Linked DNA regions of Homo sapiens: region 1 is linked to region 2. Evidence: chromatin contacts called from ENCODE Hi-C data. All regions are on one chromosome and are shown on one strand. The core of a region is the stretch at or near the end of the contact, and the rest is flanking DNA. Distances in the headings are between cores, read along the strand shown. Region 1 holds the start of PRKCE (protein kinase C epsilon). Region 2 has its middle 36 kb from the start of LINC01913.

Region 1 (2,858 bases), core at 199-2,698, 3.8 Mb before region 2:
CCAATTACCCACAAGCAGAACCCTTCTTAAAATGCAACATTCATTCTGCATGGATGGGCAATGAATTGGACAAAACAAGCTCGACTGATGTTTCTGGGACCATAGAGGAGACATCCTGGAGGAGAACACATTTTTTCTACTTGTATGTCAGAAGATGAGCTAACCACCATGCAAGAGAATAGAAACAAGCCAGCTTCCTCTCGGAGGGAAAAATAAAGCAACTCCTCGCTCGGCTAAGCAGGACAAAGCCAGGACGTGCAAGAAGCCTTCAGTCAAAGGCTCCACGTGCCTTTCCAAGGACGGAGGGACCCACCCACACACAATCACACACAGCCAGCCCACCACGCGCCTGCGGAAGAAAGCCGGGTCCTCGGCCAACCTTCAGCACCAGTGGCCCAGGCTCTCCCAGTTTGCAAACCTCCCGCAGCACCCACCAACTGGAGGGCACAGAGGGAGCAGAGGGCCACATCCTCTTTCCAAGTCTCATCTTCCTCGCCAATGCCTGTTTCTCCCCAACTATGAAGTGAAGTGTACCTCCCCAAGGAAACTGAGACTTACAGGCACACACACCCCAGTCGTCAATAAGTCCCGGAGCCCTACGATCAAGACCAGCGAGTCTTTCCCCGGGACCCCACAACCGGGTTCCCGGAATGACGGGGAGGCGCCGCACTCACCCAGTCCTCGAAGTGGCGGCTCCCGTTCTGCAGCAGCTCCTCAAACTGGATGGTGCAGTTGGCCACGAAGTCGTCGTAGCCTATGGGGGCATCGTGAAAGACAGCCAGCTCGATCTTGCGTCCGTTGCACACATCGGTGACGAACTCGTCGTGCCAGGCCGGGCTGTTGGTCTTCTGCTTGGTGGCCGTTTGGCCGATGCGCGAGTCGTCCACATTGAGGGCAATGTAGGGGTCGAGAAGGAAAGTCTGCGGCCGGGGTCCCACCGCATGGCGCAGCGACCAGGCTGTGGGCTTCAAGCTCACGGCCTCGCAGATTTTGATCTTAAGAAGGCCATTGAACACTACCATGGTCGGGGCGGGGAGTGGGGGCCGGGGTCACTCCGTCTGCCCCGAGGGCAGGAATGAAGAACCGACGGCCCGGCACTCCGAGCCACAGGGACTCTTGGGTCCCCTTTCGCCCCACCCCGCACACTCCCTACACCTTGTGGCGTTGCGCCCTGGCGCGGGCGATTCTCAGCCAGTGCATGTATTTCCTCGCCGGGTTCCTAACGGAAAACAGGGAGGGGGGAGAGCTGGGGGATGTCCGTGTTTGGAGCAAGTCTCTCCCCCCGACCACCAGCTGCACCTCCAGAAGAGAAGACGAGCTGTCGGCTCCGCTGCAAGCCGCGGGGGCTGCCTCGCCGCCTCGCTGGCTCTCCGGCTCCGGACTGCGGGAAAGCGGGCGCCGCGCCCGGCGCTTACCTACCTTTCCGAAACATAATCCCGGGAAATTTCGACTCCGGGAGGGGGATGGGGCGGTGGGACGGGGCGGGGACGAGAACCGGGGGCGCAGATTTCAACCCGGATCCTCTTCGCACACTCAGCGCCTGCCTCTGACCGCGCGGGGCGGGGGGGTGAACGGAGGGATGTTCAGTCTATCCGGAGGGATGCATGTCGAGAGGAAATGGTCCTCCTCGGAGCCAAATTTTTAAAAATCCACAAGCCCCACGGCCAGCCGGGGCCGCCGCCTCCTGGGCGAAGCAGCGCCGCGCCGGAGCCGGCGATCGGGAGGCGCCAGGAGCCCGGAATCTCACATCCGCGCGGGCTCGGAGTCCGGGCGGCCGCCGATCCGGCTCGGGGGCGCAGGCCAGCACCGGGCGGTGCGCAGCGCGGCGGCGGGGCAGGGACTGCGACTCAGCGCGGCCCCACCTCCTGGGCGCCGGCGCCCGCCCTCCGCGCTCCCCGCGTCCCCGCTCTCGGCTGCCGCTCGCTCGCCGCCCGCCAGCCCGCGCTCCCCCGCGGTCTCCTCTCCCTCTGTCGGTGTGCGAGCGAGTCTCCCTCCCTCTAATGCAGGAAATGCGCAAAAGACGTCAGTGTGTGTGAGTGTGTGTGTGTGAGTGTGTGTGTGTGCACGCGCGCGCGCGCACGGCAGTGTTTGGGGAAATAGAAAGTTTTGCCGGTTGGGGGAGCAATACGGAAAAAGTGAGCCGAGGAGACAACGGTGGAGAGCTGGCGAGGCTGCCCGGGGTCGCAGCGGCGGGCGGGTCAGCCGGGGGGCGGGGACCCCGCGCGGGACCCCGGGGTGCGGCGGCGCTGGGCTGGATGCGCGTGCCGGGGGCCGTGGATGGCCATGGATGGGCCCCGCCGGGCCGCGTATCTCTCGGGGACCCTGCGGCCAACACTGTCTTTTAGAGCCGGGGATGGGGGAGTGGAGGGGGCCCTGTTGCCCTAGAGGCCTCGGGACCCTTCCCTTGCCCACCCCCACTCGGGCCGCGGCGGGCAGGAGCAGTCTGCGGAGTTCTGGCCCATCTGTCACTCTGTCCCGGGACGCTGTGATCCACGGCGGTGGGGGAGGGGGAAGGGGGAGGGACAAGCATGGCTCGGGTGAAGTTTTAAACTCTGTTCTTCTCTCTTGCCTTTCTTTGGGGACATTCTCCCCTTTGGGATCTGTCCTGGACTTCGCAGGCTGCGAGAACTTGTTGACAAGTGAAAGCTCGGTAGAGCCCCGGCTTGGTTTGTGGTCTGCTTATTTTTTGCAAAGTGACTGTTCCTGTTTGCGCTGGTCCTTATCGGTGCCCCTTTGGGGGACTTCGGCACTGATCAGCGCGCTGACAGCCGCCGTCCGGGCTGCGGGAAAATGGGGCGCGCCCTCCGGGGGGCGAGTGGCTGTGTCCTTGCTAATTTCCTCCGTAACCTTTAAACTCT
Region 2 (2,748 bases), core at 157-2,656:
ATAAGGATACAGACATAAAAAGATCTTTGAGATGTACTGTTAATTGAAGAAAACAAGTTGTAGAATAAATTTTAAAATACAATCATGTTTATGCAAAAGAACAACAACAAAAAAACCTAGCTTTCTCCCCGCCACAGGTACATGCATGAAACCATACCCAGGAGGTTAGGAAGATGCCACACTCAATGGATGACAGTGGCTGCCTCTGGGGAGTGTGTGTGAAGGTCGACCAGACCTTGCACTTTGTTTTGTTCACATTTTAAAAGATAATGTAACTACGTCTTTCTGCTGTAATCAGAAATAAAAAAAATAGAACAACTGGCTTGAAAATCTAGGATGCAAATCCTTCTGCTTATCTGAGACCCAGGTGGTCACTGGTTCAGTCCTGATGCAGAGCAATGGCACTGACATTGAAATTGCACTCAAAGAAACCGAGCTGCAGCTCACCATGGACATGTTGTAGGATTCCAACCAGGAAGTGCTCTGAGCTTCACAGGGTTGCTGTGAGTATTAAATGAGATAATATATGAATGTGCTTTGCAAAAGTTAAAGTGGGAGACACATATAAGGTAGAAATACTATACTGTGTCATTACATTCTTGTACTAGCTCCCAAAGTGAAAGTGGGATAAGAATGCAAGCACCACAACCCGATGAAGTAGATATTATTATGATCATCTCCATTCCCCAGCTGAGGAGTTAAGTTTTAGTTAATTTTCTATTGGTCATTCGGCTGTTCAGCTGCAGTCAGAACTTGAACCCAGGCTCCCTGCTGTTCTCAACTGCCACTGCATGTTGAAGCACTCGGACACATTTACAGCCATGTGTATATATATTTACCGTTTCCTTCTTGGAGCAGTTCTGACAAAGCTGAGATTTAAACCTCCAAGAACAAATATATGAAACTGATTCTAAGCACTGTAGAGTATTTATGATGTGTTTGTGCTAGGCATTGTAGGAATAACAAGTGGCTAACATTTTCTGATCATCTGCTGTGTGCAAGACCGTCTTCTAAGCGCTTTACATGTATTAGTGCGCACAACTTTATGCAAGAGGTACTACTATCCCCACTTTACAGTTGAGAAAAATGCTGCACAGAGAGTTTAAATATCTTGCTCAAAGCAAAGACGTTTAAGATATGGTCTCTACCCTGAGTCCAATATGCGTGAAATAAAACAATGGAGAAGTGCTGCAATGCAGCTATTTACAAAGTTCCAAGGGCGCTCAGAGAGTACCATCCCTGCAGGGGAAAGCGAAGCACTTCGTGTGAGATCCTGAAAGTCCGGGGTGAGCCACTTCAAGCAGGGGCGGGGCGCGTGTGCAAGGCCCTGGGCTGAATTAATGAGAACCCGATCTCATGTTCTGGGTCAGAACCGAGCTCCATCCGGACTGCAGCGCAAGCCAAAGAAATGCAGTGGCTGCTGTCCCGGCTGGGCCCTTCTGCATACCCCGGGGGCATCGGGCCAGGGAGCCGTGCTCCCCTTGGGCCGCGGGGTTGGTAAGCAGCAAACCGAGCTGAAGCGGCCAAGAACCCTCCCGTAGGGCAGAGTGAGGATTGGCGGGAGAGAAAAGCCTAAAGGGACTGTAGCAATTGGCTGCCGCCTTTTCCACCGTAGGAGGATCGGGCTGACACTCCCAGCGTTGGGACTTATTCAGGTAAAGATTATGTCTGGAGCCCCATCTTGCTTCAGAGACCTCCCGTTCTGCGCTTATCACTGCGTCCCCGGAAACCAGACGTCCCTTAAGAGACTTAGCCAATTATCATCCACGGCCATTACCGTGGAGAGCCTAGCGCTGTCAGCGAGTTTCTGATTGGCTGTTGCTGGAAGGGGGCGGGCCCGGAGAAGAACCGTGCAGCGTGCGGAAGGAGCCCTACTTGCCCACCGTTCTCTCCAACTCAGGACGGACGGCGCCGCCAAGTGGTCTGTAGGGGTAATGCCTCGTGCTGTTGCCCCGCAGAGGGCGGGCTTGGCTTGCCAGGCTCCTGGAGAGGAAAGCCTTTTAACCTAAATGAAGTAGAAAGAGAAATACCTAAACTTGAATAGGAATCAGTCGTGCTGAATAAGAGAGCTCTTAGTCAGAATGCGTGTCGTCGGTTCCAGCTCCACATTAACTCAGTTTCCTTTCTTTCCTGAGCCTCATCTGTCAGATGGGGATAATGATAATACCTATCTCCAAGGCTTGCCATGAGGTTTCAATGAAATTAATATGTTTAAGGTTCGCACAGTGCCATGCGCATAATAGGTACACGATAAGCAATAACTGGTGGGGATCAGTGCACTGGTTAAGAGTGAGCATTCTGGGTCAGTGCCGTGACTCACACCTATAATCTCAGCATTTTGTGAGGCTGAGGCAGGAGGATTGCTTGAGTCCAAGAGTTTGAGAGCAGCCTGGGAAACATAGTGTGACCCTCTCTCTACAAAAAATAAAATTATCTAGACGTGTGATGTGTGCCTGTAGTCCCAGCTACTTGGGTGGCTGAGGTGGGAGGATCACTTGAGCCTGGGAGGTCGAGGCTGCAATGAGATGAGATTGCACCACAGCACTATAGCCTGGGTGACAGAGTGAGACCTTGTCTCAAAAAAAAAAAAAAAGAAAAAAACAAAAAGAATGAGAATTTTGCCGTTTGAAAGAATACCTGTTGAGTCCCAAGCCTGCATAGCACTAGCATGGTGAGATTACATAGCCTCCCTGTCGCAGTTTCCTCATCTGGAAATGAGACTAACAATAACACCTACTTCATGGAATT

The links. A loop is a pair of places that touch in the nucleus more often than their neighbours do. Pooled maps may share reads with other maps.
Region 1: a loop to region 2 is called in a map of naive thymus-derived CD4-positive, alpha-beta T cell, with 32 times the contacts of the local background. The contact joins the promoter of PRKCE here to the enhancer-like site in region 2. A Hi-C loop is called at or near these places in 2 of 168 maps with a recorded cell type or tissue (CD8-positive, alpha-beta T cell and naive thymus-derived CD4-positive, alpha-beta T cell) and 5 of 50 pooled maps.

Annotation. Positions count from the first base shown.
Region 1 is chr2:45,650,265-45,653,122 of GRCh38, reverse strand. PRKCE (protein kinase C epsilon) reads right to left here and starts at 1,448. Exons shown (of 15, transcript NM_005400.3): 1 at 675-1,448. The coding sequence starts at 1,022. It overlaps LOC102724965 (a long non-coding RNA gene), which reads left to right and starts at 1,908. Exons shown (of 2, transcript XR_005647119.2): 1 at 1,908-2,858. RefSeq lists enhancers at 770-1,390, 1,879-2,173 and silencers at 1,549-2,018, 2,189-2,288.
Region 2 is chr2:41,840,014-41,842,761 of GRCh38, reverse strand. No RefSeq gene overlaps it. Among named protein-coding and RNA genes, the nearest start is that of LINC01913, 36 kb to the left of the region's middle. Within about 2 kb of position 1,406, at least 19 of the 41 ENCODE cell types and tissues checked have a DNase peak (open chromatin) inside an H3K27ac peak, as active enhancers do.